2 separate regions of the Homo sapiens genome follow, and region 1 is linked to region 2. A link is a loop called in an ENCODE intact Hi-C map of the cell type or tissue named here. Cell type or tissue: endothelial cell of umbilical vein. All regions are shown on one strand. Links, peaks and the distances in the headings refer to the core of each region. The heading gives the core; the rest is flanking DNA. Region 1 has its middle 22 kb from the start of WNT7B. Region 2 holds the start of LINC02939 (long intergenic non-protein coding RNA 2939).

The links. Hi-C counts contacts between places; a loop is a spot of excess contacts. Peaks named below come from ENCODE experiments on the same cell type or tissue, not always from the same donor. Only the 100,000 strongest peaks of a DNase experiment are listed, where the experiment ranks them.
Region 1: a loop joins it to region 2, with 3 times the contacts of the local background. A loop is called at or near these places in 32 of 110 quality-filtered maps.

Annotation. Positions count from the first base shown.
Region 1 is chr22:45,993,764-46,005,421 of GRCh38, reverse strand. No RefSeq gene overlaps it. Among named protein-coding and RNA genes, the nearest start is that of WNT7B, 22 kb to the right of the region's middle. RefSeq lists enhancers at 4,219-4,388, 7,692-8,361, 9,325-10,243 and a silencer at 8,821-8,970. In endothelial cell of umbilical vein, for the core only: a CTCF peak has its summit at 10,419 (motif pointing left); DNase peaks (open chromatin) are centred at 7,831, 8,731 and 10,371; H3K27ac peaks cover 2,805 bases.
Region 2 is chr22:46,061,926-46,077,648 of GRCh38, reverse strand. The region is part of intron 1 of LOC124905135 (collagen alpha-1(III) chain-like); the gene reads right to left. LINC02939 (long intergenic non-protein coding RNA 2939) reads left to right here and starts at 6,628. Exons shown (of 2, transcript NR_148973.1): 1 at 6,628-7,010; 2 at 9,778-12,998. RefSeq lists enhancers at 4,606-5,158, 5,159-5,713 and silencers at 5,307-5,386, 5,557-5,646, 5,727-5,936, 6,067-6,146, 6,207-6,986. In endothelial cell of umbilical vein, for the core only: no CTCF peak of the experiment used is centred there; DNase peaks (open chromatin) are centred at 6,028, 7,678, 8,908, 9,328 and 8 weaker places; H3K4me3 peaks cover 5,431 bases; H3K27ac peaks cover 7,769 bases.

The DNA of each region.
Region 1 (11,658 bases), core at 3,659-11,658, 73 kb after region 2:
GCTCAGAACCCTGGCAACCTACCCAAGGCATGGCACATGGGGCTACACGGGTGGATTGGAAGCTGGGTTGGCCACCTGAACCCCTGGGGTCCTGGCATTTCCAATGTCACCATCAGAAGGGTGGATGGAGGCCGGGCGTGGTGGCTCATGCCTGTAATCCCAGCATTTTGGGAGGCCGAGGCAGGCGGATCACCTGAGGTCAGGAGTTCGAGGCCAGCCTGGCCAACATGGTGAAACCCCGTCTCTCCTAAAAACACAAAAATTAGCCAAGCATGGTGGCAGGTGCCTGTAGTCTCAGCTACTTGGGAGAATGAGGCAGAAGAATCGCTTGAACTCGGGAGGCGGAGGTTGCAGTGAGCTGAGATCACACCACTGCACTCCAACCTGTGCGACAGGGCAAGACTCTGTCTCAAAAAAAAAAAAAAAAAGAAAAAAGTAAAAGAAAAAAGAATGGAGGACGGAAGGGCCACACCATGCAGGTGCTGGGGTCCTGGCGTTTCATTTTCAATGTCACCATCAGAATGGAGGATGGGAGGCCGCCCCGCGAATGGAGGGCGGGAGAGCCATGCCATGCAGGTGCTGCCTGCTTGGGTTCCTGTGCTGGGACTGCCTCTCTCATCTATCACCTTGCACCTCCATCGCTGTGACACCCTTCACCCGCCGGGCCCCCACAAAACATGCTTGGGCTCTGCAGCCAGACTCCATCCTCCCCCACCAACCGTCCGACTCCTAGAGCCCTCTCCTGGACCCCCAGCACAGCGCGTGCGTGACGGAACCCTGCAGAGCCACTTCCTGTTAGAATCAGAAGGGCTGTCAGCCACTAAACCCAAGTGCCAACTTTTGGTGACGGAGAAATAGATCCAGATAGAGGGAGGACTTGATCAGGCCCAGGGTGGCCAGAGACCCTTTGGACTGCGACCAGAATCCCAGGGGCCTGTCACCGGCCCAGCGTCTGAGGTCCTGAATCCCTGGAAATCAATAAAGGCAGGCAGGTGGGAGGCTGGAGGCCTCGCAGCCCACCCAACCCACATCCACCACACTCTCACACCAAGCCCTCAGCGTGCTCGGAGCATGGCGGTGGGCTTTACCCCTCCAGCCCCTCTACCTGGGATGCCACACAACTCTTCAGGGCCAGGGGAGTCCCCTCCTAGGGCCACCGTCCCCAAGGCACCCAGGGATGAGTCACTCTCTCTCACCCCAGGCCACCCAGGAGAGTTGACATCAGTCACATGTCTGCCCCTCAGACTGGGAGAACCCTGGAGCAGGGACCCCATCCCCTGCCTCTGTGAATCCCTAGCATTGGCCCATGGTGTGAACACCAGCAGCCACAGCACTGAGACCTAGCCAGGGCTTCCCAGTTTCCTGGGCACCAGCTGTTCTTCGCAGCCTCTTCCATGCTTGCTGGGAAGCAAGGTCTATCATGACCCTAGGCGCAGAAGGACAAGAAACAGAGAGGTTGAGTAAGATGCCCGACGACACACAGCTGGAGTCAGCAGAGGCTGGAAGGGTGCTGGGCGGCCTGGCTCCCAGCACGAGGCATCCTACCTGAGGACAGTAGACGGGCAGCTAAAGGACCCTCAGCTGACCACACAGGCCGGGCCTGGGCATGTCTGCGGCATGACCCCCTTGGGCCTTGTCACCTCCTCTCATCCCCTAGATCGCAGGACAGCAAGGTGGTCACACCCAGATTGCCTGAGTGTGCATTCTTTCCTTCCACGTCGGAGCACTTGGTCGGAATCCTGCCCACACAGGATGCACCTCACGAGGTGTTCACTCACCAGTCTCCCAGAGCAGAGGGGTCTGGGGAGAGGGGACACAAGATGGCATTGGGAGTGACAGCAAGACTGACTGTCTTGCGGGGCCCTCAGGCGCTGGCCTCCAAGGCCAGGTCCCCCAGGAAAAGCCTAGACAGAGGGGAGCAGGAAACCCGGTCCCAGCCCAGGGCGCCCACTCCCTGCCGGCCAGGCCAAGCCTCCCGCGTCCGGCCTCCTGGGTGCTGCTCACTCATCCATCAGACCAGTGTGATGGGGTCATTCGCTCCCATTCCCAGGCGGGGGAGGCTCCAGGAGATGTGGGTGGATGTGGGTTTACCCTGTGGATGGCCTGAGGCCTGAGGACTAGGAAGGTCCATCTATCTGTCCCTTGGCAGATGGCCACAGTGCCCAGGGCGACAACAGGGTGAGCTCTGCTCACATGGGTCCTGATGCAGATAGGGGGTGTCTGGGCCCCTGTCACCCCTGTGGAGTCTTCCTCGCCTTCCTCTGGGCGGGTCTTCTCAGGTCCAGCTCAAGGGCATCTGGGAGGGGAGGTGGCCTGAAAGCTCGGAGGCCCTGCAAAGCTGGCTGCAGTTAGGAAAGCCACTAAGTCATTATTTTGGGGTTAAATCAGAACTAATCTACCCAAGCCAATGGCTGGGTCCCCTGAAGGGAGGACACTCATGACTCAGCTGCTTGAGCCTGGGGAAGTGGTGTCCCTGAGATCCAGGAATGTGAGGGAGGATGACACCATCCACCAGGCCTGGCCCAGCGGGAGCAGCTAGTGTGGCTGCCTCTCGCTGTGCCCACCCCACCCTCAGCATCTGGCTTTGTCCACCTCTGGCCAAGGCCCACTCTGTTTGGGCTGCACTGTTGCCCGGAAGCCCTCCATGCCCCAGCGAGAGTCTCCCTCCCTGGCCTCTGTCCCTCCATTTCTCCATCAGTGGCCACCAGGGCAGTTTTCTTTTTCTTTTCTTTTTTTTTTTTTTGAGACGGAGTCTCACTCGCCCAGGCCGAAGTGCGGTGGCACGATCTCGGCTCACTGCAACCTCCGCCTGCCGGGTTCAAGCAATTCTCCTGCCTCAGCCTCCTGAGTAGCTGAGACTACAAGCACGCGCCACCATGCCCGGCTAATTATTTGTACTTTTAGTAGAGATGGGGTTTCACCATGCTGGTCAGGCTGGTCTCGAACTCCTGACCTCGTGATCTGCCTGCTTCAGCCTCCCAAAGTGCTGGGATTACAGGCGTGAGCCACCGCAACCAGCCCACCAGGGCAGTTTTCTTAAAAGGGGACCCTGCCTGGTTATGGTAATGGCTCTCCTGCTGGCCCTGGGGGCGGTTCAAGCCTTCAGGGCAACTCTCAAGGCTTCCAAAGCACACCCCCACCCCTCGTTCCTCCCCCCACTGCTCCTTCCCCTTTGACGCCCCCTGCTCTGCTAGGCTGGGGATGTAGGGTCTGAATGTGCCATCTGGACCCACCAACCCCTCACCCAGGCTGTGCACCGGAGAGACCTCACTGTGGGACACAGGAGCCAGGGTGGGCAAGGGGGTAGGGGGCTGCTGCCGTCACCACTGAGGAGTACAGCCCCACCCTTGGCCTTGAGCAGCCCCCAGTCCTGCGTGTGGGGCCGCCAGGCTGCAGGGGGCCTGGACCCATGGCGGTGGCTGTTGATTCAGCTGTCTGGTTGGCGCCAGCTCCCCTGCTGGGGCCGAGTCTTTCTGGAGTTAGACCCTGCAGCCCTGTCCCCACTGAGCCAGCACGAGGGCAGTGACCGTCTCAAAGCAGCTCTTCTCCATGGAAGTCTTAAGGGGCCCCTTGGCCGGAGTCCCACGAGTGACAGCTGGCAGCCCTCTTGGCTCCCTGGGGGAAGCAGATAGTGTGGCCCCTTAATTTGGGCCACTTGAGGAGCGTTTAAAAACAGGACAAAGGCGTGGGCCCAGCTCAGGAAAAGCTAGGAGGGAAGGAGCCGTTCTCTGGGGCTGGTGGCCAAACGGGGAGGTAGCTGCAGCCACTGGTGGCAGGGACCCTTAGGCCTCCTGCCAGTGCCTCGCGCCGGCAGAGGCCACGGACAGGTCCCAGCACAGGGAGCTGGCAAACGTGCCCACAGGGTCGGCCTCTGGGCCAGCTGGAGCAGGTGCAGTGAGGGGCTGGGAAGGCATAGAGAAAAGCGGCAGCGGGGCTCTGAAGATGCAAGCCTGGTGGCTGGAGCATGTTCCAGTGAGGGACAGGCAAAGCTGCCAGGGCAAAGGGCGGATTTCCTGATACAGGAGTGGAGGATGCTGTGGAAGGGCTGGATCTCCCATCCAAGGCGTCTCCTAGAGCCACACCATGCCCCATCCAGGGTGGTGCTAATGCTTCTCCCCTGGGTCAACTGGGCCTGTGACCACCCCGTGAGTGGGTGGTGGAGGTGCCATGTGAGCACTGGGCTGGGCTGGGAAAGCCCCTGCATCTGCCTGGCTCTCCAGGGGTGCTGGCTGGTGGAGCTCAGATGATACCAAGTGAGGAAACCTTGATTCTGGCCCAGCCCTGGAGCTCCCTCTAGCTGAGGCCCCCACTGGGGGGAACAGAAACCAGGCACTCCCACTATGACCCATGGAGCATAAGAAAGTGGCTGTTGTCAGTGTCTATGTTTTGGGGTAACTGGAGAAGCCCCAAGGCTTCCCTGGTCTCCCCTGAACACTCTTGCACCTTCTGGCCCACGTGGCTCGGGGCTCTAGAGGCCACAGCAGGTCAAACGAATGCCACCATCTGTGCTCACTCCAGGGGACCCCCGTGTCCTTGGCCTGGATCCACCTGCATCCAGGCTTGGCCTGTATGGAGCCATCATCTGCCCAGGGTGGAAGGGGCAGGAGACATCGAGGGGTAGGGTGGGGTGGAGGAACTTTCTCTTACAGCCACGTGAGAGGCCTGGTCTGCCCAGCGGGGTCCTGAGCTGTTGGTTCTCCAGGCACCTTCAGAGCCACTGGGTTGGGGGTTGGCCAGACTGAAAAGACTGGATGCTCAGGGCTGTGCTCCCTCCGCACCTGCCCTACCTGCAGGGAGGCAGGAGCCCAGCTGGCCAGTGGTTGGGTGAGGACAGAGGTGAGGGTGCTAGGAGCAGCCACTAGACACAAAACCAAGTCCCTCAGCACAGGCCCCTCATCTGGGAGGCACCTGGATGGGAGGACAGGTCCGGCCAAAGAGGTGCACACATGTGGGGCTGAGGAATGGGGTCCCTGCACAAAGCCGGCGTCTGCATCATGGGCAGACAGACCACCATGTCCTCATGAAGTGCTGGCTTCTTTCCTTCCACCTCCTCATTTATAGGGTTGGAAGAGTGACAGCTGAGACCCCAACCTCAAGTGCCCAGGCTGTTGTGAGGACGAAGCAGGGGGCTGTCACAGGTACGGGCTGAGGGCCTGGCAGGTAGGGGCTGTTTCACCTGGAAGCCCCAGAGCCCGGGAGAGTGCAATGCTCCGAACATGTACAGGATGGGAAGGAATTCCACACGCTCTTTTCCTGTGCCATCCCCAGTCCGCCATGGAAGGGAAGCATCAGGAGTAGGATGTGGTGCCTTTTAATTGTACCCATAGAATAGTAATTTGTGTAAACTGCCCCTTTCCCTTTTTGCCTCTGCCACTGGGAAGCTTGGAGCCAAAGCCGTGGGCCTATCTCTGCCTCCACTTAGACCTACCTTCTCTCCCCGTTCCCTTGGTCTTTCACCTCTACTTTTAAATACATGTTCTGATGTTCTGCGGCATCTTTGCTGCACCCCCAAATCCCTTCTGGACAAGGCGACCCCTGGCTCCTTCCTTTGAGCTCCTTGGTTTCTACAACCCTTAAGATGCCCCCACCCCACAGTGGCGAATTTCACTCTCTGGGAAGCGCGGCAGCAGGTGCCTGGGACGCGCCCACCGGAGCCTGGGCTTTGAATCCCTGTCCCCTACTCCACGCAGTGTCAATGTCGCCTGGCCGCCTGCACGTCTGTTTCCTTTGTGCTCAATGCATTTTCTAAGGCAGGTGCCAGGTGGTAGCTGTCAGTGTCATTTCTATTTCTGCTGTTGATTTGCTTGTCTGCTTCTCCAACTGCCTGGCCCCCAGGCTCCTGAGCTCAGCAGGCAGGGAGTGCATACAGAACATCCCCCCACCTCTGAGCTGTCCCCTGTCATTGGACAATGCCCCTAGATGGCACCTCAGGCCTCTGCGGGAGTCTGGGGGCTGTGGGAGTCTGGGGGCTGGTGGAGGCTGTCAGGAGAGGCTGCCCGGAGGAGGTGGTGAGACCTGAGGGCTGAGTAGGGTTAGCCAGGGCAAGGAAGGCAGGGGAGAGCAGATGGAAAGGTGGCTGTGAGGAGCAGTTTGGCCAGGTGTGTGGACAGCCCCTCTGAAGCCAAAGAGTCTAGAAGGTCCTTTGAACCTGGCCCTGTGAGCCTGTGCCGATCGGGCAGAGGGGCCCACATGACAAAGGCACGAGGCATGGCTCCCATGTGCCTGAGGAGGGGGAACAGGGGAGAAATAAGACCCAGAGGCTCAAGTGTGCTGTGCTGAAGAGCAAGGCCTTCAGGGAGGCGACAGGGAGCCACAGAAGGTTATGGGGGGGAGGGTGCACAGCAGGCTCTCTGATGCTTACATTGAACACACAGTTCCAATTTGATTATTTACTTGAACCCAATGACTCCTCTGGCAGTGGGCTTGGCTGTCCTTGCCTGGTGAAGGGATGTGACTTTCTCCCCAAGGTTGCACCTCCTCCAGCCCCAGGCAGCTGCACGGTCAAGGGCAGTACCCAGCAAGGGACGATGGAGATGCCGGCCAGCGTCTGAGGTTAAAGTATACTTTGAAAAGCGTGGCTAACGTTTGAAGGAAAACAGCAAAAGAAGAGTCTAGAAACCAGATCCCTGGCCAACAGGAGTCTACGTTCCAAACAATGTCCCTGAGGAGACAAAGAGCCAGGGCCCCTGGGGGGGCACTGCTGCCAGCCCTGGGGAAGGGACCAGGCTAAGAGGGCTCTCAGATCCTCAGGACAGGAGAGGGTGGGCTCTGCGGGCCGGGCAGGGCTGGCCTGTGCCCACTGCCTGGGGGAACTCAGCCAGCGGGAGCTGTGCACAGGTGCACAGCTGGGCCCTGGTGAGGGGTGGGGATGAGGAGCGGCAGGTCCAGGAGTGGCCGCAGGAGCAGTGACCCAGGCGTTGGGTGATCCAGAGGGACTTGGCCCATTAAGGGGACTTGGCAGCCGTGCCAGCCTGGAACAAGAGCCCGCAGAGGACACCTGCCTGGACAGATGGCGTCCAAGGCGGGCACTCCAACAGGGATGCTGTGAATGTCAGGTGCCACCGGGCACTGAACTGACTCAGTTTTCACACCTGAACAGGATCATACACATTCAGCTGTGGACAATTGAATCCATTTCCCGCCTCTGAGGCTTCACCATCTTTCCTCAAAGGATGAGGGAAGTGTCCGGTGACCCTGGCTTCGAGAGTTGGGGTTGGGGAGGGGTAGGAGGCACAGGGTGGTGGGTTGGGACTGTAGAGTCAGGCTCAGGGCTCAGCTCAGGGCAGGTGCCGTTGGGACCAGGGAACCATTACAGGTTCCCAGGTTTGACCTCTGCATCCCCCCAGTCCCTGCCCCTGAGGTCTGGGGTCCAGATTCCCACAGGGCCAGTAGCTGAACTCTTTTTCTTTGGGGAGGAGGAGGCAACCAGGCCTGGAGTCACTTCCCTTGTAAACTAGGCTTTGGCTTTTCTCTCTTCCCCTCCCTCTGGGCGGAGAGGTGGCCGACATCTAGTCAGGGCAACTGTGGGTCAGTCACCCACAAGCTGGAAAACCAGATGGTCCTGAGAGTCTACAGGGGACTGGGCTGAGTTGGGTGGGTGGAAGGACAGGGAGGGTTCTGGCCAGCGTTGGGGGGGCCCGTGCTGGAGGCAGGGCGGGTCTCCATGCCCAGCCTCTGTCCCCCAGGTTCCAGTGGTGGAGGGGGTGGGGCAAGTGGAGACAGCGGAGGGCGGGGGTTAGGGGGGCCCTGGCTTCCTCCAGCAGGCTCCGCCTGCCCCAGCAGCTGCTGCTTCCGCCGCTGGCCTGGCAGACAATGCGCTGGCGGGGAACAGTGGCCCGGGGCCAGGGCTGTCCATCCCCCCCAGCTACACAGGAAGACAGAACTCAGAAGACCAGTGTGTCCTGAAGTGAACTCGCTGCCCAGGCGCTGTGATTTAGGGCTGTAGATTCCCAGAGGAGATGCCTCCAGTTTGAGTCAAACTGGTTTCTTTCAGGCTTAAAATGGCAGGGCCCTGGGACCCCGTTGGGGAGGGGGTCGAGTTGGGAGGGATGGCCCTGGGAAAATCTCTACCTCATCTCTCCCTTCTCCTGCAGCCCTTGCCCTCGGGCTGTGTGGGTGGCACCTCAGCCCTCCTGCCACAGGGCCTTTGCACGGCTGGGCCCCTGCCTGCAGTGCCCTCTCTTGAGGTCCCTCAAGCCTGCTGCATCTGGGTCTCAGTCCAGAGGCCTCCCGTGGCCTGCCTGCCTCTCCATCCTTGCCTTAGAGCCCTTCCTGTCCCCTCTCCCCAGACATGGGCCCTGACCTGTGCTATGATTTCCTGTCTGGGTCCTGAGGTCCCCTCAGTCATTCTTGTTCCTCCTCTCCTGCCTACTCCCCCTCCTGGCACTCTCCCCTGAACCCTCAGGGCTCAGCTCCTGTGGTCCCTGGGCACCCTTTCTCCCAGGCCCTGCCTACCCACGTGGCGTGGGCCCCTCCATCGCCTGCACACCCCTCCATCGCCTGCACGCCCCTCCATCACCCATCGCAACGTGCCTGTGTGCTTGCCCGTCTCCCTGGCCCTGGAAATACTCCGGACGGGCGGGGCCGCTGCAGGAGCCCACCCCGATGCCAGACCTGGGCCAAGAGAAGAGGCAGGCTCTGCAGAGAGGTCCTGGGCAGGCAGCATGGACCTGGGCTTCCCCTTCCTCAGCATAGACCACAGCCGGCCACCAGGCCGTGGAGCAGGAGGGCGGCCCCACTGAGCTCCACAAAGCGGAACCGGCCCTCTGAGTCAGCGCAGGGAGCAGAGACCAGAGTCAAGCAGCCCTCCCTGGATGGGGGCGGCCTGGAGCTCTCCTCCCTGGACTGGGATGGCCTGGAGGTCCCCTCCCTGGACCGGAGCACCCTGGAGGTCCCCTCCTTGGACCGGGGCACCCTGGAGGTCCCTTCCCTGGACCGGGGCACCCTGGAGGTCCTGGTGCCTGCCCTGGCCCCACTGCCATAGGCCAGGACTCAGCTCTGTCCCAGGCCTCAGGCCCAGCCCTGCCTGCTGCTGACCTCCTTTTGACCCAAGTGTCACCCCCGGGGCGTTACGTGGAACTTACCCTGGGCCCGCAGGTGGTTCCCAGGGCCCAGCTATCCCCTCCTCGCCTCTCAGACTCAGCCAAGTGGCATCGCCTCAGGGAAGCCCTCCCTGATCTGCCTTCGGCGCTCCCTGTTGCATCAGGTGCCTTCCAGCTTGGAGGAGGGTGGTCTGTCTGTCTGTCTGTCTGGCCGACCGGTCTGTCTCTCCCGCTAGACTCTGAGCTTGATTTAGCAATTCATGGACTGAGGGGGACTGCTACACTTTGGTGCTGATTTTGGTAACTTCAGAGCCTCTCAGCCCAGGCCTGGCACATAAGGCCCGCAGGGAGCTGCTTGTTGGTTGACACTCATGGAATGAGTGAACTCTGGAGCCTTCCTTGAGGCATCGAGCTCGCCCCTGCCTGCTGGCCCACCGCTCCCTCGCCCTGGCCACTCATGGTGCGGGGCTGTGGCTTCCGGAGCCCTCTCCCTCCTGAGCGTGAGCTCCCGGGGGGGAAGAGAACAGGGTGGGAATCAGCCGTGAGAAGGAACGGAGCACAGTGCGGCACCGACTCACTGTCACTGATGCTGTGACAGCAACCACAGTGAAGAATCACACAGCCGGAGAGAGCAGGGGAGGGCGTGGAGAGATTGGAGCCTGTGCACACGCTTGCTGGTGGGAAGGTGAAATGGTGCAGCCACTGTGGACACCGAAGAGAGAGCCAGAGCCACCATGGCATGGACAGGAACAGGTCCCCTCCTGCGTGTAAGTCGGGAGAAGCGGCCACAGGGACACACCAGACACTTGCACCCTGAGGTTCCTCACCGCTCACAGAAGCTGAGGAGAAACAGTCCCGGCGTGCACCCAGGGGGATGGAGGAACAGAACAGGGCCTGTCCACACCTCCTCTCTCGCCACCTCGGGGCTGGGCCTGGCTGCTGCGGTGTGCTGTGTGTCCTGGGCGGCCAAGGGGGTGCTTCTGGGACCTGCAGACCCCTCAGCCCCCTGGGGACTGCAGATTCAAAAACTCACCCTACTTCTCATGGGGACAGCAAAGGCCCCAGACACCATGTCCCCACCTGGCCTCAGTCTCCCCACATGGGATAGAGGTGCAGCCAAGTGTCCCCCGGTCCTACCGGGCCCTCCTTGAAGCCCCCCAGGCAGGCAGTACTACGGAGGGGCGAGGGACTTGCCAGAGTCATACGGCCTAGTGGCTTGGAAGCTGGGTCTTTGGGAATCCAGATCCCGCACTCTCCTGCCCTGTGTCTCCCACGGGCGGGACAGACTCCCCTTGTCCCAGGAGTCTCGGCTCCCATGCCAAGGCCTGGCACAAACCAGGTCCTTTCCCTGCCCTTGAGCGCCCTCTGGTGGGCATGCTGGGCATTGTCAGGGATGAGGCGGAGGAACCAGAGCCGACCCCAAGGTTAAGGACAGGGTGAAGGGCCAGAGGCCAGGGACTGGCTGGGGATGAAGAGCTACGTGAATCCTGGGGGCCTGGGGGAAAGACCTCCAGTTTCTCAGGAGGCGCTGGTGTCACTGCCCCATCGTGCAGTGGATCCTGGGACCGGGAGGCCCCGCGTTCAGGCTCGATCTTCGGGGTCTGGTCAGGAGGTGGAAATGGGGTCGGCGGGGTCCCAGGAAGGAGCTTTTGTGCCCCGAGGCCCTGGATATCACCAGCCTCACCTCAGAGCTGCCCCTGCGTCCTCCTCTCACAGGGAGCCAGGCCATCCTTTGCAAGGGACATGTGGACTCCAGCCCGGCACAGGCCCCTTGCTGGCTTGCAGGCTCAGGCAGCTGTGAGAGCACGGGCTGGCCTCCCCCACTTTTACTGCCCAGCTGTTGATCTGCAACTCTGGTCCCGACTCTACCCACTAAGGAGAGAATGACCCCTCCCCTCCCCCAACAGAAAAGAGGTCCTGGGACCCCAGGACTGAGAAGAGTGCCCTGAGGTCACCTAGCACCCCACCCCATCACCCCATCACTTCCATGGAAAATTGATGGCCAAGAGGGCAGCTGGTGTCCAGAGACTGTAACATGATGAGGGCATGTCCAGGTTCCAAACTGGACCCAGTGGGTGGAGAAGAGATCTTCTTCCTCTTTTTAATTCTCTAAAACAGCACTACTACCAACAAAAACACCACCACTACCACTTCCTCCACCGTCAAACCCCCTACCTCCATCATCACCACCATCACCATCACTATCACCTCCAGCACCATCACCATCATTATTATCACTTCCACCATCACCACCACCACCATCACCACCATCACCATAACCATAACCTCCATCACCATCACCATCATTATTATCACCTCCACCACCACCACTACCACTTCCTCCACCGTCAACCCCCCACCTCCATCACCACCTCCATCACTATCATAACCACCACTTCCACCACCACCACCACCATCACCATCACCTCCAGCACCATCACCATCATTGTCATCACCTCCCCCATCATCTCCACCACCACCCCATAACCATAACCTCCATCACCTCCACCATCATTACTATCACCTCCACCACCACCACCATCACCACAATCATCGCCATCACCTCCACCATCATTACTATCACCTCCACCATCACCACCATTACCACCACCATCAT
Region 2 (15,723 bases), core at 3,266-11,265:
CCGTTTTACTTTCAAACTGCCTCCCACCACGCACAAAAAAGTGACTAGAAACCTGGTTTTGGGGTTTTTCTGCCCATTGTCACAAAATTTCATTCTTTTTCATGATTTCCATTATACCAATTCTACCTATAGTGTCAGAGGCTCCTGGACACCCTGAAAGAGAGCTCTCTTCTGAGTGGGCTAACGTACAGGGCTACAGGGGCCAAGCTGAGAAGCTCTGGCATTGAAAGAAAAATAAAACGTGACAGCCGATTGACGAAAAAATAAAACCTCATTTCTGAAGCCAGATATAACTGGCCAAGAAAGCTGCTTGGGTGACCCTGGTCCCCCACCTGATCAGGGCCACTCCCTCATCTGTCCTCCTTCAAGGCATCGCTGGGGTGTCCAGACAGGTCCCCGTAATGTGCCGGGTGTCCCCAGCTGATGGGCCACCTCAGCCTTCCCAACGCTCCCCGAGCACCACAGATCGCTTCACTACGGCCCCAGCACGGCCCGCTCCTCCCACATCTGCTAACGGGAGCCTGGACTCTGGCCTGGCTTCTCCGGGGCAGCTCCTCCAGCACCTCAGAGAAGGGACCAGGGGATGGCTCATGTGTAGGCCTCTTCATTCTGTCGATTCAGAAAATATTCACGGAGCCATAACTCTGGGCCACATTTGTCAGAGTTACAAAAACACCCTCTCCAGCCTGGAAGGGTGTTTGCTTGTGTGTGGCTTCACCAAGTCAGGCCAGACTCTCCCACAACCTACGGGCCACTCCCAAGTTCATCTGAGAATGGAATTTGGGGAGGAGCAGACACTGGGAAACCACAAATATTGGCCCAAATCGCCCTCTCGATGGCCTCTCCCTTAGCCCTTTGGGGACAGACCCTTCCTCTTCTGGGCTCTATTTTTCCTCACACTTCCATTTTGTGACCCAGCCGGCTAAGGCCAACTGGGCCTGGCCGACGGAGGCCCCATCCGGCCCACGATCCCAAACGTGGCCGTCTTTCTAGCACTCGCCAAGTGCAGCCCTGCGGCTTTCAAAAAAAAATCACGGAAGAAAACAAAATTAACTCGTGCAAGCTTAGCCTCCACTCGACAAAGAAAGCCAGACGTGCCCACTGAAATTGTTCAAGAACCACGGGTCAGGAGACTTTCTTTTTTCTTCTCTAAATCTCTGTCCCCAACTACATGTTTGGGGCTTGCCATTCCCGGATGCTCGAGCTCCACGGACCGTCCCAGCCCAGGGAACACTGGGCAGCCCTGAAAATAAATATTTCATATGAAAGATCCATTGTCTCTGCTTGGAGACAATTGTTGCTTTTTCTCCCTACTCAGTTCTATAACATCAGAAAGCATGACCCATGCCATTTAGAGCTCTCTCTTATTCCGACAAGATGTTTTCAGCAAGGACGATCTTGCTGGGTCTTCCTGAACAACCAGCTAGGAGGGAAAATTCTCCAAAGCAAGCATTTTGGTTAACGTACCAGGCCAAAGAACAATTAGCTCGTCAGAGTGGTGAAACCCTCCCAACAAATCACCATCTGCATTTCCAGCGAGGACGCTGGTGGCTGGTGTGGCTGCTCTGGGCCCCTGCATCAGGACGTCCTGCCCCCTTCTTTCCTGCCCCTGAAGTGGGGGGGGGGGCAAAGGTCAGATCCAGAGCCAGCACCCAGGCATGCTTTCCGTCCTGTCCCTGGGAAGGAGTGCCTCCTCCGTCAGCACTTCCCGGGTCCCCAAGGAGACCCTGGTCTCATCTTGTGTACCCAATGTGAGGTGCAAGATGCATCTGGAAGCCACATTCACACCAAGTCCCTGTGGTGAGAAAAGTGCTGGCTCTGCAACCTCCTGCCAGTCTACCTGGGAGGTATCATCAAGGTCCACTTTTGCTCCCACCTGTGGGGCCGGGAGAGTAAACTTCTTGGTTCATTTTCTGATGAGACCGAAGTTGGGTTATCTGTTACTTAGAATATAACATCATACAATATATAAAATAATAGTAGTGGCAAGTAAAATAAATAAAAATTAAACAACAACAGTGATTATTGTTGACAACAATAAGTGACAACAGCAGTAGCCATTTATGTCCCGCCCCTCCCCGACAACGTGCCTGGAATGGTGCTTTATGGAAATAATGTTTGAAGTCTCTGAGGTGGGTTAACACTCTTCCCGCTTTACAGCTCAGAATCCAGGCTGAGGGAGGAGCTCAGATGTGCCAGGGTCACCCAGGGAGGGGCAGGGGCAGACTGAAGCTCAGGGTGCAAAGACTCCAGCTTGCTGCGATTTCGGCAAGAGCATTCTCCTCTCTCCCCAAACATGCAAAGAACCCTCAAAACCCAGCGACAACACCCCAAGGAAGCATGGTGGCTTTATGGTGTTTCCTGCCCGGCCTGGAAGGACCCCTCCCTTCCCAGAGGCCGCCCTTCAGCACATGCATGCATCTACACTGCACGAGAGGTTCCCCTGGACACGAGGCAGCACCTGCCCAGGCAGGGTGCCCATCTGGGTGGGCAGAGCTTTTCCCAGTTCCTCCTGGGCCACACGGTCTGCCTTCCAGTCACACGCCATCCATGCTAGGTAGGAAAGGCCCCACCGCCCTTTAGGGGGTCGGAGGGAGTGAGACAGGTTCACACGGACAGCCTGACCCAGCCAGGTGCAAACCACATAACAAAAGGTAACCCTGCTGCAAAGCACCACGCTGTTGCTGCGGAGCAAGGCAAACTGCTGGCCTGCACCTGCTCAGGCAGTGTGCACGAGACCTCAACATGGCAGAGGGGCACTGCCCAAGTGGAGCCCAGCTCGTCCCCATCAGCACCCTGGAGACCCTTCTCACCCAGGAGGGTCTGGGGCCTGGTGAGGCCCCAGCACAGGCAACGGACTATCCTGGGGTAGGCCCCGGTTTAAAACAAAACCAGAAAAACCGGGGCCCATCCTTCCACCAGCCCACACCATAGTCCTTGTGGCCCTGGGCCACTGCTTTCCACATTCTTGATGTTAAATCCAGAGGTGATTAAAAAAACAGACAAGTGTCAGTTTCATTTTCAGAGCCTTCTCTTTTGTGTGTGTGCCCTCAAAAATGAACTGTGCCGGGATGGGAGACTCCAACACCACTGGGAAGCCCCTGGTGGGACCCTGAGACTCTGTCAGGCTGAGCTGGCTCTAAGGAACATGGACAAAGGCAGGACAGGGCCTCGCCAGGGCTTCTGTGCCCAGCGCTGGCCCCAACTGTTGGCTGCAGAATCTTGACCTCATCCCATTTCATGGGCCAGGGCCACACTGTGTGGCAGGAGACAGGGCTCTGGAGCTTTGACGAATAGCAGCCCTCACTTGGCGGCCCTGGAGACTGCCTCCTCCGACGTTCAGGCCTTTCCCTGGCTAGCCCCAGGTCTGGCCTGTGGGAGCAGGAGAGCTGGATACCGCTTGTTTCGGAATCTGTTTTAATCCAGAGGGACTCCCCGCAGCCTCAGTAGAGTGCCACACCATGCCTGCCCTCCGTGCTATGTTCCCAGTCTGCTGTGGCCTCCGGGTAAACGTCTCCAGCATTTTACAGGCAAGGCCCCGGTGGAACTTGAGCTTCTTCTAATTACCAACCTCGTCACTGCCAACGCCATGCCAAGTAGAAGCTCCCGGCTATCACGGCATGCCTTCTGCAGCTGCGCCCCGATTCTGAGATCGCCCCCGAATGTCCCACCCCAGGTTTCATGTCTGCTAACTGCCTCTGATAAAGTCATAAATAAAAGCCCAAAATGGAGCGAGGGGGCAATGGGAGAGGCAGCCCAGCAAAAAAGACGGCCAAGGTTAGTTCTTCCAGCACGGAGGCAAACTTTCCACCTCCGGCCGCGGCTGGCTGGACCCGACTGAAATGGTCCCCTCAGTCCTTGGGGTTTTTGGGGAGGGCACTAGGCAGCCCAGTGGGAGGGAGGCATGAGGCAAGCCTGGACTACCCAGGCCTCTGTCCCTGTTCCCAGAAACACAGCCTCCAAGAGCCAGCTCATGGCCCTGGGGTGTTATGGAAACAGGCCCCCCATTATTTTGTGGTGAAAGCACCCAGCAAGATTATCCAAACCACCTCAGTAGGGTGGGGAGGGCAGGGGGGACATTGCACCTGTGACACAATCATACTAAAAAGCAGGCTCAATCCCCCACAGTTTGGGGTTTCATTTTAACCCTAGCTCCGTACACACACGGACAAACACGTATTTTAAAACCCCAAAGAGCTAGAGCCAATGAACTCCAATAAAATGAAGCTATTGCTGGCCTGCAGGCTGCCTCGGCTTTTGAAACCCACCTTTGAAAAAAATTAATCTCCACGTTACCTTGAAACCCTATAATCATTGCACGCAAGCATTCCTTCACCCCTTTCTTGCTCCTCACAAACTCCCCAGGACCACTGGCTGGGCCTGTGTGAGGCACCTATAAAGGGGCATTTTACCACAAAAAGTTACGAATTGTTTTTCGTTTTACACCACCGTAAACAGCAGCTTTCACACAAGGGCCTTTCACTGAACCGGCCCAAATGCCGCCAACGCCGAACCGAGGATCCCCCCTCAAATCAGCTGTCCCCAAGTGTCCGACCAGGGGGAAAAAATCAGCAGCGTGGGTTTAGGAAGTAAATGAAATATTTCAATCTTCCAAGAAAGAGTTGTAGCTTCCCAATAACCTTTCCAAACACATCTCACCAAAAAAAAAAAAAAAAAAAAAAATCTAAAAACAGATGTTTTTTCTTTTCTTCCCATTGTGTTTAAGATGTCTGCTAACGCTTATTTTATGTGTTCAACAAGATTCTCTCTGGCAAATAGCCTGCACACCTGAGATTAGAAGCTGTGCTTCACAAATTCCAAGATCCAGATTAATGCCGAGTGGAGTTCTTGCAAGCTGGTGCGGCTTCAGGTTCAAGAGCAACCTCCTCGGTGCGTTCCCTGGTCTGTGGAAGGCCTGCCCTACGGAAGGGTCCCTCTTAGAGATCCCTTCATTAATATTTAAATACTCACTAAGCAGCGAAAGTGAGAAATGCACTTACCGTCCTCAGGAGTCGCCGTGAACCCGATCGTGACCTGGGGCGCACAGGTCGACAGCCCTGCCCTTGCGGGAGGACCGTGCCTGGCCGCCGCCGGCGCCGCGCTCGCGTGCCCAGAGCTGCACAGGCCCTCAGCTAGCGGTCTGAGTCCTGGGTTCCAAACGCTCACCCTCTTCCCGCGTCGAAGCGGCGGACGGCAGAGCGGTGCCAGTTCCCGCAACTCTTCGCAGGGTGGGACGGCTCTGGACTGCCGCGGGCGAAGCGCACGGCCCAGGCCCCACTTCCCCGGCCCCGCGCCGCGTCTCTCCTTGCCTTCGGGCTCCGGCTTCCCTGCGCTTAGCGACCCGACTGCGCCACAGAGTGGCCCGCAGGACCCGGTCACGGCGTCCGCGCGCCGCAAGGGACCTTTGTCCCAGACGAAAACGAAAGCGCGCCGGCCCCGGGACGCCCACGCCCTGCCGCGGAGAGCCCGGCCGGCGCGCCCCGCGACTTTCTCCAAGTTCACGTGCATTCCGGGGCGGGCGTCGCGAGCCAGGACTTGCAGGGCCGGGCCGTCGGGCGGGCGGTGGGTTGCAGGCGGGCTTGGGGACAGCCCGGCGGGGCGGGCCGGGGCACAATGGGCGCCGCCGGACGGGCGGGCGCGGGGACAGCGTGGGCCCGGCCGCCGCGCGGCCGCTCGTCTGGCGCTGCCCGGGCGCCGAATGCGGCGGCGGCTTGGCACAGACGCGCCGCGCGCCCGGTGCATGCTAATGGCCGGCGGCCGCGCCATGAATTATTCAGCAGCGGCGCGGAGAGGGCGAGCGCGGCGCGGAGGGCGACCCGGGCCGCGCGTCCCCCGCCGCTGCGAAGCCGCTGCGGCGACTTCCCAAACTTTCCCGGGTCGGCACCGAGGATGCGGCCCCCGCGGCGCCGCCGTCCCCGCCCGAGCGCGCCGGCCGCGCTTCCCCCGTTGCCGCCTATTTTATGTCTTTTGTCTCGGAGTTGGCACCTGTCCCAGAGAGCGCGTTTCCCTGCCCACCCCTTCGCCGCCGGATCGGAGCGGGGGAGGGAGTACGGGGAACCCAGGGAGGAGGGGACGGGGAAAGCAAGGCGCCTGCGGGCCCCGCAGCCCGCGGAGACCGCCCGAGAGCGGCGGCGGTGCCCGCGCGCCCGGGCACCCCTGTTCTGCGGGGAGGTCGCGGATGCAACCGCGCCCGGAATACCAACGAGGCCCCCCGCGGCCCCCGCCGTGCCCGCTGCGGGTGAAGACCGGGCGCCGCCCCTCCTGGGTTCCCCCTTCCACCGCCCCCCACCCCGGGACGGCGCGCGCGGGCGGGGCGGGCGGTGCGAGCAGCGGATTCGCCGCCCGGGCCCCGCGCCTCGCCCCGCAGCCCCGCGTGCGCGTCCCCGCGGGCACGCCGCCCCGGGCGCTCCCCTCCAGCGCGCCCCCGCCCCGCGGCCCCTCCCGCCGCCCGCCCCGGGCAAGGGCACCGCGTCGCGGAGACCCAGCGGCCTTCCGTTTCGCGCCCCGGGGCCCGCGCGGCCGAGGCGGGCGGGCGGGCGCGAGCTCCCGGCCCGGCCCGCCCCCGCCGCCCTGGCACCGAGGCGGCTGCTGGGGCGCGCTCGGCGGCTGCGCTCCAAGGCGCCGGCTGCCATGATTGCGGGCAGCGGGACGCGCGCGCACGCTCGGGCCCGGCTCTGGGACCCCTGGCTGACCGACGGTCCCTGCAGTCCCCGCAACCTGGTGCCCGCAGCCCCGAGCGCGCCGCGGACAGCGGTCAGGCTCTCCAGGCTCGTCCCCGCGGGGAACAGTGTGCGCTGCGGAGCTCTCGACGCGGCCCCGGGACAGCGCTCGGGGCCGACGGTGGCAGCGGGCTTCCCCCAGGGCGGAGCGCGCGCACGGGCAACCCCGCGGCGGCTTCCAGGACACCGCCGGCCCCGCGGAGCAAGGGGTGCCCAGAGGGGTGGGAGTCCGGACTCGGCACACGGGAGCCGGCCGGCGGAGGCAGGGGTCAGCGCACAGTGCCGGGAGATGTAAGAGGGGCGCGCAAGGTGCCTGGAGGAGTTGGGTTGGGGGGTGGTTCACGGTGCCCGGGGAGGCGTGGGATGGGCAGGGGCGCGGTGCCTGGAGCCGCTGCCCAGCTCCGAGCGCGCTCTCTTCCTTCCCGGTGGCAACAACTTCCTGCTTCCCCGACTCAGGGCACAGGAGCTTCGGGGAGAAGTTCAAGGCCACAGCTTTGCTCTCTCGGAGCCCGATGGCGACACTGCTGGCCCCGGGCCACACGGTTCCCTCCCAGGCCCTCCCGGTGGTTGAGACCGGCCGGCCTCTAGGGTCCGGACACGGGTTAGAATGCCAAGGAGGCCGCGGCGTCTTTTCCCGCCCGCTCCACAGAGGCGCCTGAGTGGTTCCCAAACCGCAGAGGGGCCGGCCTGGGCCTCCGGCTCTCGGGGACGCACGCGGACACAGAGTCACTATTCGCAGACCCCGTCCCCCTGCCCGAGCATGCCCTGGCCCAGAGCCGCATGGAGCTGATGTCCCCAGACGCCTGCGACGGCCCTTTGGCGGCCAGGGCCCGAGAGAAACAAGGCCTCCCGGGTCCCAACCCAATGTCTGTCTGTGCCTGTCTCCCCCCAACCCCCCGCCGCCGGCCTTGGCATTCTAACCAGTGTCCCTTGACGTCACATCTCGCCATTTCTGCCAACCAATTGAAACTTGCCCGTTGTCATAAAAATATATATACTTTTTATGCCATTGGTAAATTCAAAAGTTCCTCGTGTGCCCTGCTTCCCAGGAAACTTCATTTCACATTGGATTAGACTGCCCAGGAGGGCAACGCTGGGCTGGGGCAGCCGGGCAACTCTGCCAGGGCCTCGCTGCCCACTGAGCTGCCTTCCACAGCTCGCTAGACCCCCATGATTGTGGCTGTGAATTGTGCCAGCCACCCTGATAAACACACCACTGCCTCCACCCCATGACACACGGAATTTGGGGGGAGGGAAGGAAGAACTCAGGGTATGTTAAGAAACCTTCCCAATTGCTTTCCTGGGAGTTGGGGCGGTGGGGACTGGAATCTTACTACAGCATCTTCTTTTTAGAAGCTGAAAGAACTTTAGGGATAGCTTTATTATTTTTTTTTCTATGGGAAAACTCAGTTTTAGAAAATGGAGTAGAAATGTTTTCCAATTAATCTTTTCATTGGAATCCGGACCAACTTTCACTTTCCATAGCTGCCTGGTGGCTTCACTATCGAGTGGGGTGCCCTCTTTTCCTGAGGAAGGTCCTGTGTCTCCCCCTCACCCCCCAGCTCCAAGGGCTGTGGGGCCCAGAGCTGGAAGCTCAGGAGCTCTGTGCTTCCCCAGAAAAGGGCACGGCTCTCTCGGCAGCCTGAGACGCAGACATGCCGTGTCTACCTTCTAGCAATACAGCAGGGGAAATCAATCCTGTCTAGCACAGTGCTTTATCATTTTCTTTCTTCACTATTAAAATTTTCAGCCCCAAATAGGAAGTGTGGGGTGAGAGCACACATTCCCACAGGATGAGTCTGTGCCCAGCAGTGCCCAAAGTCCCACATATGCCCCTGTAGCCCCTCCTAACCCAGCCACACTAAGGCAGAACTCAACCGCTAACTGCTCTATAAACTCCTCCTGTACCCCATCGTTGCTGTATGGTTCAACTACTTTAAAAAACATACTACAGATATTTTGTGGTTTAGCAAGTTTAGGGACTCCAGAAGAACAAAAATGCTTTAGAAACTGAGATGAATGCAGAGATCTAAACATCATAAGCACCAGGCCTTTTAATATGGAATCTTGTTTTTCCAAAATAATGAACACAGCCGGTAACGACCAAATGGGGATTCTGAACATAAATATATGGTTACTATTCTCAATAAAACTGTTCTCAAGGGCAATCTCTAGAAATGATGCATACCTCGGAGATACACGTTCAAGCGAAAAAAGGAAAAAAAAAGGCTACACCCAACAACCACACTGTATTTATAATCACGTTCCTAAACACTATAAATATTATAACTAATGTGATATATGTTTTGTGATTAAATGGATTAAAACATTGAATTTAAAAAGCCACAAAGAAAAAGAGATTATCTTCTATTATGCCACTTACAAGTTTTGTTCCATTGGCACAAATACAAATTTGACAACTGTATCATTACTGAACGCAGTGACTAAATGCCAGGATATTAGCTTTGTAATTTTCACCTGAAATCATTGTATAATCATACTGGCTTGCTAACCTTCTTTTTATTAAATGATTTTTTTTTCTTGCTCTCACTGTAATAAGTTAATTTAATGCCTTTTTCCCACTTCCAATTTTTATTTGGTAAAGCAGGAAATCAGATAAGTCAGAACAATATTCAAGAACACACACTCTTTTTAAAAAAATTTCCCCTGTACTTGGCAAGGATTTACATATAATTTGGTTGCAAATTCAGAAATCAAATGCCGCTTTATTCAGCAAAAATAAGAGCACTCAGGTAATTCCACTGGATATTATTCAGGTTAGATTGTTTCTGTCTATTTGCTATCATATTATTCAAAGTAAATAATAATATTTTTTACAGTATGCTCAAATTATCAACAAGAAAACCCGGAAAATTTACATTGTTGATGAGCACTGTGATGGATAAGTTTCCAGGAAGAAAAACTTGGTTTTCGCCTGTGGGCCACAGCCATGCCTGAGGTCAGATGTTTGAAAATAAGGTCTAGGAAGGCTGCTGCTGTACTAGGATGTTTACAGTGTCAGCCTTATACAGTTATTTTTTTCCTGATTTCTCCCCAGATCCGCCTAATGGGAATGGAGCCGGCAATTTCCTGCTGCCTTGCTTTCTCCGCCAGCCCCTGGCCCACAGTCCAGCCTCAGAAGGCTGAGGGGGGTGCTTCGGTTTCGTTTCTTTTTTCTCAACGGGTCGACATTTTAAATTTCTCAGTATCCAAGGCATTATGAGGACTTAGGAAACAGATGCATTTAATCTAATTAAAGCAAGGACGGCGAGTGAGTGAAAAATTACATTTTCACTTGGGTTCTGAACATTCAGTTGCACATCCAAGAATAATGATGTTTTTAAAGCCAGCCCAATAAACTTGAGATTGCAAGTTTTCAGTGGCTCCTGGATAAGATGCCACTTCGATCATCCTAGACAATGTGCCTTTTGAGGAGCTGCTCAGCAGCTTTGGGGACTCTGGATAAAGGCAAACCAGGCTTATGATTTTTTTTCTTTTGCCTTTGTTTCAAAGTAGTTTGCAGGTTTGAGAGTCCATTTTCATAGGCCTGTTTCATGACAACATACGCTCCTACCGCATGATGGGTTTATTTTCACTCTCAGTTATTTATACGCAACCTCTAAGCATCAATCCACCTTGGACGAACATACGCGTTTATAATTTTCATAGAAATAAAACAGCAAAAGATAATTCAAAGTCAATAGGGTCTCAGGCTGGGCAAGGAAATGTGGGCAGGCACCCGTGAAAAGGGTTCTTTCCTTCTGACATGATGAAGCATTTTTCAAAATCTTTTGCTTTATTTCACTGTTTTTTGTCAAACTTGGCATTTGTTTACCAGCAACAATAATGAAACTCTGACCGGGGAACAAGCCTGTTTGAGGACAAAAGCGTACACCGGACACTGCACTAGCACACCCCACCCAAAACAGCAAACAAAAAAAGCCCAGCGTGCTGGCACCATTTTTCCTATCTTCTTTCCTTTCTGTTTCAATGTAAAGAACATACTTAAGTGTGCCTGCCTCTATGAGTGATGCACATCGTGCTTTCATGGTGCCAGCTCCACACGCGTGCAATCACATGTCTGGTTCTAAACCTGTGTAAGCAGCGCTTTGTCACCTTTAACATGCTTTGGAAGTCTACACATTCATGTTTCATGTTGCGGTGCCTGCGTATGTATCTCAAAAAGAAGTCTAACAACCCCGAAAGCATTCTTAAGGGGTTAATTATTACTTTTCAATCAAAAGGAGCGCATAAAACAACTAGAAGTCTACGACAGGCGTGTGTTCAATCATATATGAATATATTGTACATAATATTAATAAACAACATGCTAGTATGAAAAATTTCCCCTTAGGAATGAGGAATTACGATTAATGTTTTCCATTCCAAAGTAGTAACAACACAAATCTGAAAATATGTATTAAGGATGACGGGCCAATATCTCTGGTTATATATGCATCTATCAAATGCCAAAGCTAGATTTCTGACTTTAAATGAGGAATGAGAAAGGGCACCAAACTAAATTTTTAAAAAACAAAAATTACCATTCCAGAAGTGGGTGCTGAATTAATTTTAGTCAATCACTTCTACAATTTCTTAAATGGAATAATCAGAAATGGGGAAATTAACATTTTTCTAAAAAGTTTATGTGCTACTTATAATATTTTATTGTACAGGTCTTCAGCGGGCTAGGTAAATTCCTCTAGAATAAATAAAAAAAAGAAAGGAGAAAAAACTGATTTTGAACTCAAATGGTTTGTTGTTAAGTTGCAAGGGACTGCAGGAACTTTTTACTAAAATCAAGATTTCACAGATTACTTCTTTAAAATTACTACAACAAACTTAAGCTGCCCACAAATGGAACTCATACTGAAATTGGGATTTGGTTTTGGGGGATTGTCAATTACAAGTTGTTTGGCATTTGACCACACTGGTCTTATTTATTGAGAGACTCCCATTTTATTTTTAAAAAATCAAATGTGACTTCACACAACACAGGTGACTAATTTATATATAAAACCAGTTTCATTTTCCTGACTATGTCCCAGTATCCTAGCTTTTAGACCTGGTTAACTTCAAGGTTAAGGTCAGATTTTTCATAGGCACCCTTTCTACAGAAATACAAGAAGTGTTTGAACTGAACTTATCACTACAAGACAATATTTAGTTGCTGTCCAAAAAATGCTAAAGAAGAAAACCGATGCTTTTTTGTTTCTTGCTATTTTATAGGCAACTTTTGGTATAATTCCTAATTTCAAAAGAACATGAAGTTCATTTTTTTAACTCCCCAAAAAAGTGGTACTGTAAGCAACCAGACAAGAAGGGACACTGACCTTGAAAATGAAAGTCTACATAATATTTACATGATAAACATATTTTTAAAATCGATTTCAAAGTAATCAGAGACGTGGATAGGTATTTTCACTATTTTCACTCCTTTTTCGCTTGGTTTTCAATGATGCACAGAGGCAGGGGTTTTTGAATATCATCAAAGGTTTGTACCTTTGCTAATAATATCTTATCCGTCAGTTTTTCAAGTCTGCATTCTAAATATACTGCAAGATGCTGCCCGTTGACTTTCTGTCTGAGAGGAGGCAGCGGACTCAGAACCGCACGCTCCTTCCCTCACTCTCCCGACTTCTCCAAAACTGGAAGTCTCTCACACGTAGAATGCCAGAAATTTATAGAAGGACTCCAAGGCTCCCTGAGAAACTTCTCGAGTTGGGAAAAACCTTGTCAACGCACACCTGGACCTACAGATTCGGAAAAAGTAACCGGCTGTAGCCAAAAACCAAACACTCAACCACCCGAACACAGTCTGCAAGAAACACAGAGTTCTTTGACGTGACAAGAAGAATTATAAATAAAATAGCTCCAAGGCAGACAGGCTGAATGAGCCTTTTAAGACAGCCTGTTGGTGCCTCAAACTTTAATACTTAGAATATCAAATGTTAGCTCCACGAGGATAGCATCCTGGGATACGTGTGTGTGTGTACGCATATGTATACGTGTGCATAAGTGTGTATATGTAGGTTTGTGTGTAGCGATAAATGTTTTGTTGCCTTTATGGCCTGGGGGCTGATTGAGGGCCTGGTGGAACGCCCCTAGCCCAGAGGAAGGAGCAGGCCCTACCTGCGTTCTCCCTGGGTTACTCCCTACTTCATTACACGTAGGCAAACACCAAAAGCCAGGGAAAGCATAACTGCTGTAGATAACAAGGGCAGATCTCAGATAGAGAAAAGCTTTCTCTGCAATAAAGAATTATTTTGTGAATGGTAAGCCAGGCTGACCTCATTCATCATCATCAGGACAAAGCATAAGCAAGCCGGTGTTGGGAGCGCGGCGCGGTGCGGCACCAGGGCGCCGAGAAGGTGTGCCCTCTGCCAGGCAGCTCTGGAGGCCGCACAATCCGGTCCCCCAGGAGAGATGGCCCAAGTGTGTGGACCGGGCTGGGGTTTGGGCCCAGCAGACGCTTACGCAGTCCAAGCTAGGCAGGGCAATGAAGGGCTGCAGACGACAGGCTTGGACCCCGGGACAAACACTTAGGGCTCTCAGGCGTATGTCCCAGGGGGATCTCCAAACCGTCCACTCCAATCCCCCAAAGTGGGGGCCAACTCGTTGTCATGTTCGAAGGCCTTCAGAGGCCTGGGATGCTCTCTGTTTCGACTCCATTTCTCACCGTGCTCAGCCCACCTCTTTCTTACAGCCAATGCAGAGGATTTTGACACCACGGTTCAAGTCAACAAAATCATCCTGATCACTTAGTAAGTGCCCGGCACCATGTCAATCACTAACCATTTGAATCCTAAAACAACGGCCTCAGAGTAGAGGGTTTTTCCCTAAGGTAGTAAAGACAGCACCTCACGTGTGCAGAGCAAACACTTCATCATTTACACAACGTGTTCTCACCTCGCCTCACGTGACTCTCCTGGCCCGTGCAGCAGACAGAACGAGAACTCTCTTAGCTCTTTAAAGACTGGGGAAACTGAGGCCCAGGTGAGTGGTGCCGTGACTAGGCCTGATACCACACAGACTTGGGACCCCGACTGCTGTGTACACACATGCACTTTGTTATTTTTGTTTTTTTAAGGAAAACATCACCATCCATCCCTTCATACTCATACACACATAGGCTTATTTTATTTTATGAACAGTTTCCAGGCAAAACAGAGCCCCATTGAAATTTAGGTCCCAGAAATGCCTTACGCCGGTCTGGCTTTGGGAGCTCTCCCCCCATCTTCCCTGCAGTGGCTTCCATCGTCCGAGGTGCCCACTTTCCCTGCCAGGTGCATCCTGATCAGCCCCTAGAATTAGACTGGGGCAAATAGACCTTGGGTATAAAATCACAGACACAATCGCCCCACGAGAGTCCTTGTCACAAAGCTGCTTTGCCTGAGCTGAAAGAGCACAATAACCCCGTCCTCTGTCCTCGTCTGCCGGGCTGCCAGTCCCTGCAACCAGAGCCTCCCTGGCCAGGCACCCGGGGTGGTTCCAAGCCCCACCTAAGCCTCATCCCTGCTTACAGCCCTCTGTGAACCTGGCAGGCAGCTGCCCCATGGTCTCAATATCAAAGGCCGATCAGTGTTGAGGACAGCCTTTGAGAACCCTCACCATCTCATGCCTGCAAGCACTGCTGAGAGAGGGGTGGCGGGGGTCCCCAGCCTGGGCATCAGCATTCCACGGAGGCAAACTTACACTGATCAGATTGGATTATTGCTCCTCAGAAAGGAGAAAGGCTACATAGAAGTGGTGACCTCAGGAGGGATGCACAGGAACGAGGCAGGCGAGTAAAGAGGCACCGGGCTATTTGGCAGTCATTCTATGAAAGGCAAGAATCACAAGGCATGTCTCCCAAGGGCTTTCCTTCCCAGGTGGAGATCTGCACCGCACACCCAGAAGGTGACGGCCACACCTGCCTACCCCCACTCATGGCCCACGGCAGGACCCCTACCCAGCTCCATCCTCACAACAGCAGGGCATATCCGACAACTCCTGAACACCAAGTCTTCCCAAAGCCAAATTCCACGTTAGAATATTCCACCGTGCAATCAACAAGCTCAAAAACAAACTCAACATAAAAAAAAAAAAGTCTTCCTGGCAAAGCCTAGCAGTATTTACAGCTGGTGAACAAAACTGAAATAAGTGAGAATCAGGTAGAGGGCCTTGCCTGGCGGTGCCAGGAACTGGAAGCCTTTCTGCTCATCTTTGGAGGCAAAGGCTTTCAAGAAGAGTCCTTTCTGTGCTTTCCTTTTTGCACCTAATTACAAAAGAAAGTACCTTTTTAAAAATCAAACAGAACCCTTACGAAAATTACAAGTGCTAAGTCTCAAAAGCTTCTTGGGATAAACATTATAACCTTGTCCAACATTTGAGGAAAAAACGAAGAACAGAAAGACGTGAAATGGTCAAGGCCTGAATTTCGTGTCAACGGATGCATTCATGGCCTCAGCATCCTCCTCTGGCCTAGAACCGTTCCCAGGTGCTGGAAAGGTTGTGATGTGGAGGAAAAAGAGGTTGTCGGGGAGGGAGCCCACGTGCAGAGGGTCTGAAGGGTTCCGGCTTCCCTCACCAGGGGAGTGGGGTTCGCATAGATGGAGCGTCTTTTCTTTCCCGTGTGACAGGCTTCCAAGCAGAAATAAAGAGCAGAAAAAGAAAAACAAGAACTAATACACGTCTCCTCTGCATCACGGCTGTCTGAAATCCTTACGGGGCCTGCACAGGGACCCCGGGAGCAGTGTCTCTGCGGCCTCCCCCAACCCCGCTCCAGGGGACAGGCACCCACGTGGCCGCGGGAGTGCGTGGGGACCTTGCGCGGACCAGGAGCACCCGGCCCCGGGGCGGGAGGTGCGGGCCAGTTTCAGCCGGCCAGCTGCGGACCTGGGGGGACACAGGGCCCAGGCCCGCAGCGGCTCTGAAGGCAGGGAGGCCTCGGTGCGCCTCCTCCAGGCAGCCCCAGGGCGGGCACGCGAGGCAGGGCCGAGTCCGGCACCAGGCCTGAGGCTCG